Regions from separate parts of the Homo sapiens genome. Here region 1 is linked to region 2. Evidence: chromatin contacts called from ENCODE Hi-C or POLR2A ChIA-PET data. All regions are on one chromosome and are shown on one strand. The core of a region is the stretch at or near the end of the contact, and the rest is flanking DNA. Distances in the headings are between cores, read along the strand shown. Region 1 has its middle 81 kb from the start of LMO3. Region 2 holds the start of MGST1 (microsomal glutathione S-transferase 1).

Region 1 (6,748 bases), core at 1,060-3,559, 180 kb after region 2:
CATCTAATTTGCTGTTTATCTTTGGCTTATTGAGTTTTGAGCATTGTTAAATCATACCTTTCAGCTGTTTAATTTCATATGTGAATTTTGCATTCCCCTCTTGTACTTTGGCATAACTCTTTTACCTAAAATGAGCAGGATGATGGGCCTTTTTTGACACAGGGTTACTGCTTTTGAGTCTGTTAAGTACTCCAAGGTAATGTTATGGTACTTCTAGCCTTTTTTTCTTTGCTTGTGGCCATAGATCAGTTCACCTCTAGGGAAATCATTACTTGCCATCATTATTATCCCCAGCAGCTTCATCTATTCTTCCTTGTTTCCTGACTCCATGGCTTGATGAAGTGCCTAGATGTGCGAACACCTTATCTCAGGTCTCATAATTAACCCCTTCATAACACAGGGTGAGAAGATTATTTTTCCTGGGATATACTCCATCTAGTTCAATATTTGGGACTCTTTGTAGTAATCACAGCAGCTTTAACAGTTTCAACTCTGTTTCTGCAGTAAGATGTGAGTTTTGTAAGTGTGCTGATGGCTAGAAGAAAAATGCTTTCTACCTAGAGAAACTTGGCCTTAGGTAACCTTTCTTTCTGTTTCCCTTAAAGGTAATCAAGCTGTATCTCAAGACAGTGCCTCATCTATACACCTGAAAATTCCCCACAGTGGCAATATTGTATTAAATGTTAGTCATTCTATAAATTTTTATGAGTGTAGTCATAATTATCTAGAAATTAATAAAATATGAAGTGGGCTTTTTTTTTTAGTTTGAAAGACATATGACATATTTGCAAATAGACCTGAAAACAAAATAAAAGTAAAGATATTGACAGAATGTACTTCTAGATTTGAATTTAACATTAAAACAATCTGTCAGTTCTATCAATTCAGTAAATTAGAACCATCCTATTTTATACACCAAACCACTTACGGGTTTGATTGAATAGAGAAATGTTATTCCTGCTATCACGAAAAGAGCCCTGGACCAAGTCTTAGTAAATCTGATCCTTGCTCTGCTAACTAGTTGGATTTTTTTGAGAAAGTCGTAACATATCTTTGACTCTCAAGTTTTCTCATCAGTAAAATTGGGGAGTTTAAAAGACAGATTGTTTTCTAGGTGTAAAATATATTATTTTACTCTGTAATGTTATGTACATATTCATCTGTCACCCAAGGCCTCACTCTCCTCCTACCTCTTCCAGGAAGCTTTCATGCCTGTTGCTGCCCACAGTGCAATCACTGATGTACATACTCTCACAGCCATTCACTTGCTGTTTTACCTTCATTCTGGTGATGCTTTCTGGTACTTAAAAAAAATGCTTCACTGTATGTTACAAGACGGGCTTATGATTCTGTCTTACATGCTATTCCAATATCTCTAAAAAATGACTATCCATTCTTTGAGGCTGCATTTTATTTTTGGAAAAAGCCCAAAATTATCTGTAGGCGTTGTTGTAAAGAAGATGAGTAATCAAGACTGGAAACTTAGTTTTCAAGTGAATCTCTATATTGTTCAAGTTTCTTAACTGAAACTGACTATGAACACAACTCCAAGAGAAGAGATCTCAGAATGCATTGCATTGTCAGCATTGTTAGAATAAGCATATTGTCCGGTGAAGTAACTACTTTGGAAAAACAGTTTTTAGTTTGATGCAATTTAATTTAATAGTTTTATTTATCGGTTTCATGCCCTTACAGCCACACATTATATGTCTTGTCCTACTAAGTTACAATTTCTTCCCAGGAAAGAAAATGGTGTTAATCTGTATACATTTGCTTTGTAAACATTTCAATTCTTTCCTCAGTTCAGACTTTAAGTTGCTATTAAAGAATCAATCAACTAAATTTGTCAGAAAGTGTTTGTGTTTTATTAGCTGGTATCAGAGATGAGAATGAGTCAGCATTTTAAAAAATGAGGAAGTAAACTTTCTGTGCCACAGAATATATGAATTATACATGTAAATAAAAAATTACCAATTAATATTCATATCTATAAACATTAGTGTAGGTTATTGTCTTTATGAATCACATTAAAATACTTTGGTTCAGAACTTTTTTGTTAACTAATCAACAGGAAAAAAAAAATACTTCCAAACCTGTTTGTGAAAAGAAAGAGCCAGAAATACTCTATTTCTCCAATGTGTACCTTTCTTGAGATCTGAATGAACTGTGGAGGTTCAAGGAAAATATTGAGCTTAACGATGCTGGAGGCCAAGCAACCATATCCACCAATTATGTCTATAAAGAGAAGTTCCCTGGTAGTGCTGACCACATCAGTTCATCAAGTCCAAGTCCAGTCAGACAACACATACACAAGCAAGATTAGAGGGAACACCAAACCTGTTAGACTTGTTTGGCTGTTGTTGCATATTCATAAAATAGTAATGGTCACTTTGTTTGTTCAACCTAAACTTCAAAGGTACTTTAACTCCAATGTTTTGGTCTTCATTTTCACTATATTTTGTACTTATTGTACAAACCCATCTATTATATACAGAGCTTACATATTTATGCTGTGTAAGGTAACTATGACTATGTGGCATATTCATACCATAATTATATATTAGTCTTGAAATAAATAGCTAGGATACCTAATGAAATAATTATTGTAGAAGTCATTAATTTATTGAGCTTCTGTTAACATCCTTACAATAAACTCTGTGTTGAATATCATCTAATCCCCATTGTAATCCTATAGATGGCCACTGTTATTGCCTTTATCTTATGGATGAGAAAATTTATTAAGAAGGGACCTTAAGAATCATGGAACCCATTTTTTTTTTTATCAATATGTCTCATGCTAGGTTTTATTCCTGATGTGAAATAGAATAAATTGGCCTTCTTTCCTTTTCACCTGATATAATTTGTTACTTACCTTGAGATAATTTTTTTTTATTATACTTTAAGTTTTAGGGTACATGTGCACATTGTGCAGGTTAGTTACATATGTATACATGTGCCATGCTGGTGCACTGCACCCACTAACTCGTCATCTAGCATTAGGTATATCTCCCAATGCTATCCCTCCCCCCTCCCCCCACCCCACAACAGTCCCCAGTGTGATATTCCCCTTCCTGTGCCCATGTGTTCTCATTGTTCAATTCCCACCTATGAGTGAGAATATGCGGTGTTTGGTTTTTTGTTCTTGCGATAGTTTACTGAGAATGATGTTTTCCAGTTTCATCCATGTCCCTACAAAGCACATGAACTCATCATTTTTTATGGCTGCATAGTATTCCATGGTGTATATGTGCCACATTTTCTTAATCCAGTCTATCATTGTTGGACATTTGGGTTGGTTCCAAGTCTTTGCTATTGTGAATAATGCCGCAATAAACATACGTGTGCATGTGTCTTTATAGCAGCATGATTTATAGTCCTTTGGGTATATACCCAGTAATGGGATGGCTGGGTCAAATGGTATTTCTAGTTCTAGATCCCTGAGGAATCGCCACACTGACTTCCACAATGGTTGAACTAGTTTACAGTCCCACCAACAGTGTAAAAGTGTTCCTATTTCTCCACATCCTCTCCAGCACTTGTCGTTTCCTGACTTTTTAATGATTGCCATTCTAACTGGTGTGAGATGGTATCTCATTGTGGTTTTGATTTGCATTTCTCTGATGGCCAGTGATGGTGAGCATTTTCTCATGTGTTTTTTGGCTGCATAAATGTCTTCTTTTGAGAAGTGTCTGTTCATGTCCTTCGCCCACTTTTTGATGGGGTTGTTTGTTTTTTTCTTGTAAATTTGTTTGAGTTCATTGTAGATTCTGGATATTAGCCCTTTGTCAGATGAGTAGGTTGTGAAAATTTTCTCCCATTTTGTAGGTTGCCTGTTCACTCTGATGGTAGTTTCTTTTGCTGTGCAGAAGCTCTTTAGTTTAATTAGATCCCATTTGTCAATTTTGTCTTTTGTTGCCATTGCTTTTGGTGTTTTAGACATGAAGTCCTTGCCCATGCCTATGTCCTGAATGGTAATGCCTAGGTTTTCTTCTAGGGTTTTTAGGAACCCATTTTTTAAGTAATAAAGTTAAGTCCCAGGGAGCTAAGTGGCCCACATAAAGCTACATGGTCAAAACTCAGGTTAAAACAAAGCTCTCCTGACCCCATTGGAATGTTCTTCCTACTCTACCTTCCAGACTCCTAGTGCGGTATGTTGCTGGGGAGATATAAACTTTCATTTGTGATTATCTTATTATCTCACTGAAAGAAATCAAACTGCATGAGAAATTTCCTGCAGAATATTGTTAAGATTTTTTTCCTTTGGAAAAAAATAAAATTCCTATAAACGTGTTAAGGTTTTGATACTAAGCATATTTTTGTTTAGAAGGTACAAACATGATTTTATTTTTATTACCAAGGTCTTGCCATAAAGGAATTTTGAGTCACAAGTATGAATTCATTCTATCACCATAAATTAGGTAAGGTATTTATAATAAAACCAGGTCTTGGGATTTACGTCTGAAAGAGATAAATCCTAAAATTGGTTTTAAAGAGGCTGTGAAAAGTGAGCCAGGAAGGGAGAAGCCCTGTTTTGAATGCCAAAATCTGGAAAAAGTGAGTCATGATGGCTGTAATCCTGGGTCAGAGTCAGGGCTGCAGTAGTTGGTGTATCATTATAAAATCATGTTTTACTGTTGCTCCAAAACTCCCCTCCTCCTGTGAACAAGAACTTAGGAACCAAAAGAGCTGAATCATGATCTACAATAAGCTATTTCTGCTGTATCTATCATCATCTACATCCATCCTGAGCAGAAGAATTCCTAGGCTGTGGCACCACTTAGCTCTAGGTTACAGATGAGGGGAGCAAACGGTGGCCCTTCATGTTTTAGTTAATTGCCCATCAATACAAATACCCAGTTTGACCCATCTTAAATGTCTAGTGTTATTTGTTTCAGCCATTCTGCAACATGAATTTCTTCCACTATCATATATCTGGTTTCTTTGCATGTATTAAATAATAATAATATTTTCAAAAGTATACCAAAAAAGAAAAAGAATAAATTCTAAAGCTCTGGACAATCCACAATTTCACAATGAGCTCTTTAATAATTTAGAGGTGATTTAGGATTCTGTAATTAATTTCAAATCATATAAACTTAATAGCCATTATGTCTTACACTAACATCATATTTTCAAAAAATCTTTGCAACTCTGATAGGATATAGGTATGTTGCATTAAAATTTTGAATAAGGCTAATAAATCACACATGGAATTAGTAGGTTATGGAATTATGGAGCAGGCAGGAGATTATAAAACAAGTTGTTAAATTGGGGTAATTTGGCCATACATAACTGTTTCCCATCACTCCATTTCCTAGCCTAAAATGGTATAAAAGGTATGTCTTATAAAAGGAGTCTGAGGTTCTGGAATCTTCTGGCTTGGTCAGTGCTTTTGCTCTATTAGGTTGCTAAGACTACCAAACTTCAAGTGTACATCATGGGGAATAATAATAATAAGTCATCAGGAAGCCATATCCCATTCTATCTTCAGATATTTTTCATCTTACTTATACACCTTGCATGGAGTCTTTGCTGTGGTTGCTAATCCTGGAAACTGAAGTAGCCTTTATTGTCTGGCCCAGAGCAATCAGCGCATACGCCCCCTTATTTAATTTTTCTAAGCACTGTACAAGGTAGTCAGAGAAGGTGCTATTATCATCAACCTATAGAAAAAAGAATATAAGGCTCAAGGAGGTATTTATCCAAGTTTGCAGAGCCAGGCAATATGTGAAAATATGTTTAAATCCAGATCTGTTGATTCTAATTCCTCTATTCTGCTACTGAGTCTGTGAAAAAGGGTTGACAGAGGCGATTACTTTTGAATGAGCAGGTGCTGTAGACCTAGCCAGATGATGAATTAACAAAATAATTAATTCCAAATCGTTTTGGCTTGTTTTCGCCAGGCAAAACAATGTCCGCCTTTTTCATTTTGTGGGGATAACCCATACATTTTCACTGACTGCATTGCCTGGTTCAGTGCCTGCTTTCCATAGTGAAACACACAGATATCATCGTAGGCTAAACATAACTCAAGATATGGTACTCTGGGGAGGATTCAGCGAGGGGAACGTATATAAAGAGTTGTCTTATAGAGTGCAAGGACAATAAAAATGAATATAAAAGTAAACATTGGTTCAAATAAGTTAAAAACAAGACCCGTGCTCTTAAGAATATTATTATGCAAGCAAGAGAAATATCCAATATTTATGAAGCATTATTTTATTTTTCTTAATGCCATATATCTAGGCAGTCAGATGTATGTCTGTTGTCCCAGGAGTATTATCAATTTATGGTGGCGTAATAGTCACTCATGATGAATTTTACTTTATAATCATATTGTCTTTGATAAGTGGCAAAGCCTAATGCAAAGTGCACTAGGTAAAAGGATGGTGGAGAGTATACAGTTTAGTGCTAGCACTACATTCTAGACGACAATAATAGTGAGGCCTATTATGTGAATCTACTCATCACTTAGCCTGGGAAGACTTCTATGCTTGAACAAATGCAGTAGTTTACCATAACATATATAAGTATGAAGCACCCAAGAAGAGCCCATGTGGATTGGGGATGCAGTGAGCCTGGCTAGAAGGGTGAATGCCATTTTACTTTAACATTTATCTGACAACGGGCCAATTTGAGAACTAATCAACTACTTGGCTAGGTCCTTGTGGATAATTAGACTTACTTTGTTAGAAGATGAAAGTCAGTGAGAGCTCTTAGCCTTGATGATTCAGGGAGAGGAGAAGGG
Region 2 (6,528 bases), core at 3,948-6,447:
AGTTCCTTGAGGTGCATCATTAAGTTATTTAAAGTCTTTCTACTTTTTTGATATACATGTTTATTGCTATAAACCTTTTTTCTTCATTCTGCTTTTGTTGTATCCTATAGATTTTGTTATGTTGTATTTCCATTTTCTTTATTTTAAGAAATTGTTGTTTCCTTCTCAATTACTTCAATGACCCATTGGTCATCCAGGAACAAGTTGTTTAAGTTTCATGTGTTTGTGTATTTTCTGAGGTTCCTCTTGTTATTGATTTCTAGTTTTATTCCATTGTGATCAGAAAAGATACCAGGAATGATTTCTACTTGTTTGAATTTGTTGAGACTTGTTTTGTGGTCTAAGAAATGGTCTATTTTAGAGAACTCATGTGCTGATGAAAAGACTGTATTCTGCAGCAGTTGGGTGAAATGTTCTGTAAATGTCAGTTAGACCTACTTAGTCTAGAGTATAGTTTAACTTTGATGTTTCTTTGTCGATTTTCTGTCTGGAAGATCTGTCCATTAATGACAGTCAGGTGTTGAAATCCCTACTATTATTGCATTGCAGTCTATCTCTCCATTTATATCTATTAATGTTTGTTTTATATGCTTAGGAGTGCCAGTGTTGGGTGCATAGATATTTATAATTGTTTTATCTTGCTGAATTGACCCCTTTATCAATTTACAGTGACCTCTTTGTCTCTGTTTGTTTTTAGTTTGCAGTCTATTTTATCTGATATAAGTATAGTTACTGGGGAGTGATTAAGTCATGAAGGTGGAGCTGTCGTGAATGGGATTAATACCTTTATAAAAGAGGTTGAAGGGAGCTCCCCTGCCCCCTCCGTCATGTGAGGAAGCAGCAGGAAGGAGCAATCTTACAAGCAAAGAGCAGCCCTGGCACACACCAAATCTGCTGGTGCCTTGATCTTGGACTTCCCAGCCTGCTGAACTGGGAGAAATAAATTTTCTGTTGTTTATAAATTACCCAGTCTAAGGTATTTTGTTATAGCAGCCTGAGCAAACTAAGCCATGCTCCTTTCCAGCTAATCACTGCCCCCACCCCATTAGAAACAACCACTATTATCATTTTGATTATTATACATTAGTTTTGTTTATTTTTTAATTTAATGTAAATGAAATCATACTCTTTTGGGTCTGGTTTCTTTTGCTTGGTGTAATGTTGAAATTTAGTTAGATATTTTTGTGTGTATCAGTAGTTTCTTACTTTTTTATGTGATGTAGTTAGCATTTCCTTGTATGAATATACCGCAACTTGTCTTTGCACTCTTCTGCTGATGAACATTATGGTTTTTCCAGTTTTTGGTAAGTATGAATAAAGCTATTAAAATCATTCTTGAACAATCTTTTTGGTGGCCATATGCTTTCATTTCTCTTGGGTGAATACTGTATTTAGAAGCAGAATTGTTGGATTATAAAACAGTTCTATGTTTATTTCATAAGAAACTATGAGACAGTTTTACTATTTGATTCCATTTTATACCCTCACTGGCAATGTATGATGGTTTCATTTGCTCCACAGCTTTGCCAATGTTTGATTTTGTTTGTCTTTAATTCTTGCCTTTTCAATTTTTGGGAAGAAGCAAATCGTTGTGGTTTTGATTTGCCTATCTGTGAAGACTAATGACATTGAATACCTTTTCATGTGCTTCTTAGTCATTCATATATCTTCTTTTGTGAGTGTTGAAATATTTTGAATATTTTCAATTTTTAATTTTCTACTTTTGTCTCAATTATTGTCATAGGTGTTCTTTTGCATACAAGTTCTTTGTCAGATACATGGTATTGGGAATATTTTCTCTCAGTCTCTGGCTTTCCTATTTATTTTCTTAATAATGTCTTTTGATGAAGTTCAATTTATCAGTTTTTTTTTGTTTTATAGATAATTTTTTGTTTCCTGCCTAAAACGTCTTTACCGACCCCAAGGTCATGAAGATAATCGAGGTTTTCTTCCAGAGGCTTTATAGTATTAGCCTTGAGGTCTGTGATTCAGCTTGAATTTTTGTGTATGATGTCAGTTAAGGGTCAAAGTTCAATTTTTTTACCATGTGGCTATTCAGTGGTTCCAGCCCCTTTTGTTGAAAGCTTTCCTTTCTTCAGTGAATTGTCTTGGCACCTTGTTGAAAATCAATTGATCAATTAAATATAGTTCTATTTCTGGATTCTATTCTATTCTTTTGACCTATTTGTCTATCCTTATACCCTTACTATACTCTCTTGATTAGCTTCAAGAATTTTTATCATTTTTTAGTTCTGTTCCTTTCATCGTGGCTACTTTTGCCTCTTGACAATATTAGCTTAAGAGTTTATTTCAGAAGTTAGCACAGCTTTCAGGCTGCTGTGTATCTCAGAGTGTCTGTCTAAAAAATAGGAAAAATAAGAACTCCCTTATAGGGTTATTGGGAGAAATAAACAATCTAGTATACATGTTTAAAATGTATTATAACTCTAAAATAATCCTTAAGTGTTCAGAATATTGCTTATTTTTGTTTCACTTTTTGCTCTCTTGACCTTAAAACATATTCTTATGCAAGTTTACTGAAATCCCCCAGTAAGTTTCAGATTGTGGCAGGGCACCTGTTCTGTGGATTTAGGGAAAAACAAAGGCCCCAATATAATTGAGGGGAGTGACAGGCACCTGTTTTCTTCCTATTTACAGCAAGCCTTAACAGAAGGTGATGGCAATTCTTTCTGCCATTTTTACTTTGTCTGTTTTAAAAACAGACAAAGGTATTACTGGACTTCCAATGCTTTGCTCTTCCAGATATTTCTAATTTGATCCCCTGAACAGTCTGCTTTTTTTTTCTTTATTGTGGTAATTCCTTTTTCAGATGAATGACCTTTGCTCTCCTCACCCCAAATCAATGACCTTTTAAACTGTTTTAATATTTACTAGGGAATTACTTGTTCTGAGGCTTGGATTGAGTTTCTCTAAAAGATGGTATTCTAGAATTTAAATGGTGGTGAGAGGAAGGGTTGAAAAGCTGAATCCATTCTTTTACCCAGACGAAACTAAGCTGAATAACAACTCTCTCTCTTTCTCAATCATTTAAGAGCTTATAACAAAGATGAATATAAAGTGTCAATTATTTTACAACTTTTACCTGTTACCGCCCTAGTTCACACCCCAACTGTCATTCTTATTTCTAAATGGAAACTTTCCTTCCACAAGCTTAATGGCAACTTTTTACCTTTTTGGCCTTTGTGTTTACTAGATTGTAAAATCCTGGAGGACAGCTCTTTGACGTTATTTATCTTAGTTTTAGATTTTAGCATCAAACCAAGTACATTGCATTCATTTAATAAATGTTTATTCAATTAAACCAACTGCTAATATTCTACCCAATACAGTGTCATATATATATCCGTATGTATATATATAATATTGCCTGATACACACAAACACACACACACATATATATATGTATGTAACAGGCAATAATTGTTCGTGATTTAGTGATAGTAGGAACTCAGTATTTATTCATTGATCAATTAATAGTTTGAACACATTCTATATTTAGAGCATTAGATGAGTCAAGTGCTACTTTCTTTTTTAAAAAAATGTTAGAACCAGCTGGACGCAGTGGCTCACGCCTGTAATCCCAACACTTTGGGAGGCTGAGGCAGGTGGATCACGAGGTCAGGAGATCAAGACCATCCTGGCTAACACAGAGAAACCCCGTCTCTACTAAAAATACAAAAAATTAGCCAGGCGTGATGGCAGGTGCCTGTGATCCCAGCTACTTGGGATGCTGAGGCAGGATAACGGTGTGAACTCGGGAGGCGGAGCTTGCAGTGAGCTGAGATCGCGCCACTGCACTCCAGCCTGGGCTACACAGGCAGACTCCGTCTCAAAAAAAAAAAAAAAAAAATGTTAGAACCATTCAACTAGCATTCTGTAGACCAAATTATCTAAACAGTAGCTCTCCTCTTCCTTTTTCTGCCATGTTATCCATAAGATTTGGCCTGTATCACCTTATAATAAATGAAGAGAGTCTTAAATTCTTATAATACCAAACTCCTTTGGAGAGAATTCAGAATAGATTTATGTCATCTCAAATTCTATCCTATTCCAGTTAATGTTACAGACAGATTCTAGTATACTTTACAAAGATAGGTGAATAAGTAGAGTTTTGAAAAGATACAGACATAAAAGTGAAGAACAGATGCCTTCTGATGCTAGATTTTCCAAAACTCCTACTGTTATGCTTATATAGAAATCATTCTCAGACCTTCCTTGGATTAATTTCTGTTCCTAGAGCAAACTGGTAGTTATTTCTTTCTTTAATAGAACATGAACTTGTCCATCACATCCTAGAAAGTTAGTCCTAGGGATATCCTTTAAAGCCTAAAGGAGTAAATTAAGAGCAAAAAAAGGAAGTAGACCTTGCAACAGGTGGTGAGTGTCTGAGATATAGCACTAGGAGAGAAATAATATAGATTGAAAACAGAAATCCTTAAACATTTCTCATATAAACCCATGAAAGATAGATCCATAAATATTGTGGGGACTATGGGGACTAGGAAGCTTGGAAGTATCCCTAATCTAGATAGTGATGGTAGGCTAAATATCTACGGCTTCCGTAAACGTTCCTCTAAACCTCCCTGTAAAAAACACACTAAGCTGATTGTGTAATGAGCTGATCCAGTACAATTGCCTCCAATTTCATTCTGGACCCTGAACAGGAGGGGACATCGTGACAAAGCAAATTGTCTGGTATCATGAATTTGGAACACCGTAAGTGATCTTTACTGAGGGTTACATTCTGTCATTGTCAGCCTTTTAAGGAGGCCTTGCCACCAGCGCAGGGGAGGTGAAGTCTAAGGGAAGGTAATATTGTCAATGCCTGCTAATTAGTTCTACCCTGGAGATTTTAACTTTCTGCGAAGTTTTTAAAAACAACTTCCAAAACTCTGCTGATCCTGAAATGTTCGAGAATTCAGAGTTCCTAGACAATGGCTACTGTCCCCCTTCCCACTGATTAGGGGAGTTGGCATTTCAGGAACCAGAGTTTCTAAGGGCGCCAAATAGAAGGGCTCAAAGGGAATCAGCAGGCGATGGTTACTGTGGGCGGGTAAATCAGGTGATTTAGAGGAGGGGTTTGGCGAGGTTGGGGTCGGGCTTTAAACGTGGGAGGGCTAATTAACAGGAGATTAACTGGAGAGGGGCGGTGCCTGCGTCCGGCCCGCGCGGCCACAGTCCCTGCATTGCGCGCGACCCGGCGGCGGGACAGGCTTGCTGCTTCCTCCTCCTCGGCCTCACCGTGCGTACTGGGAGGGGAGAAGGGGACCGCATGCAAAGGGTGGCAGGCAGGGAGGGCCAGGGTGGGTGGCAGATGGAAGACTTGGGGGGGTCTCTGCCAGCTGGAAGTGCTTGGCTCCACTTAGCAGCTAAACTTAGCTTTTCAATCGATCGCTTTTGAAAGGGAATTGTATTTCTGTCCCCGTGCGGGTAAGTTTTCCCATTTCTCAAACTCCAGGAATGAAACGAGAGAGTCTTTTCATGCTTGAGTGATGATTTCCAAACTTAGCCTTTTCAAGTCAAAGTAACCTCCTGTTTGAAAGGGTCCCTTGAACTCTGGGGAAGGAGGAAAAGGCACGTGTAGTAATGGAGGAAATGCCTGTAGTTTGAACGACTGCTGTTCTCCCCAAGAGTGCAAAAGCCTGCGATGTCTCAGGTTTCATGGGCATAGTGGCCTTTATGCCTATTGTAAGGCAGGATTTGCTCTTCTGAGTTCACTTTGATAGGAGAAACATCAGCAAGTTTTAAAATAATACTAAATAATACTACTGCTAATAATGCTAGCTATCGAAACAAGAGGATGTGGGTTAGATGATAATATTTTTGTGTGATATTATAGCCAGTGACAAGAGAGCTAAGGGTGAGCCCCTTGGGACGGTTCTCACCTGTGCCCCACTTCCCCAGTCTGGAGGAGGAAGCCATGTGGAAGGAGAAAAGGAGAAGGGAACTCTCTTTTTCGGGAATTAAGGTGTCATATATTGCTCTAGCTGGCTTGGGACAGAGGAGAGAGGAGTGCATGTAAATCTTCTAGTCTCTCTGCTTCTCTTGAAATGTGGCAGTCTGAGCTCCACGTTTATATTCCCCTATTTCTTCTCCCTAATTTCTTACCCAGTGAGTGCTGAGTGGGTGCCCGCAAGCATTGCTGTATAGCACCCAGGCCTCCAGTGAGCAATCCTTAAAGCCCAGTTTTCCTGGGGTCCCAGCCTGCTGTGAGTCCCAGCCTACACCTACCTTTTGCATATGCTTTTCTTGGCCTTAGGATAGTACTGGACTTTGTTGTCCTCTGCTGTTTCCAAAATAAGAGGGCTATGTGTGCGATTATCTTTGGTAATTAAAAAAAAAAAAAAAAAAAAGGCAAATCAGTCCAAATTTGGATATTACCCTCTCTGGCAGACGAGTAAAATTTTTCTACCGCTTTGTTTTAGAGTGGTGTCTATGAATCCCTGAGATTGGAAAAGGAGGTCAGGTCAGCACAGAGAAAGGCCTTACCCCACCACTCTCCCGAGA

The links. Hi-C counts contacts between places; a loop is a spot of excess contacts on that map. ChIA-PET counts read pairs that join two places held with the same protein, here RNA polymerase II (POLR2A). Pooled maps may share reads with other maps.
Region 1: a loop to region 2 is called in a pooled map, with 2.2 times the contacts of the local background. The contact joins the enhancer-like site here to the promoter of MGST1 in region 2. A Hi-C loop is called at or near these places in 1 of 37 single-sample maps with no recorded cell type and 1 of 50 pooled maps. POLR2A ChIA-PET finds 5 or more read pairs at or near these places in 1 of 52 experiments (GM12878).

The regions. Positions count from the first base shown.
Region 1 is chr12:16,522,267-16,529,014 of GRCh38, forward strand. It overlaps a transcript of MGST1 not described here. Among named protein-coding and RNA genes, the nearest start is that of LMO3, 81 kb to the right of the region's middle. Within about 2 kb of position 2,310, at least 2 of the 41 ENCODE cell types and tissues checked have a DNase peak (open chromatin) inside an H3K27ac peak, as active enhancers do.
Region 2 is chr12:16,342,448-16,348,975 of GRCh38, forward strand. MGST1 (microsomal glutathione S-transferase 1) reads left to right here and starts at 5,198. Exons shown (of 4, transcript NM_020300.5): 1 at 5,198-5,263. RefSeq lists enhancers at 4,288-5,217, 6,148-6,528.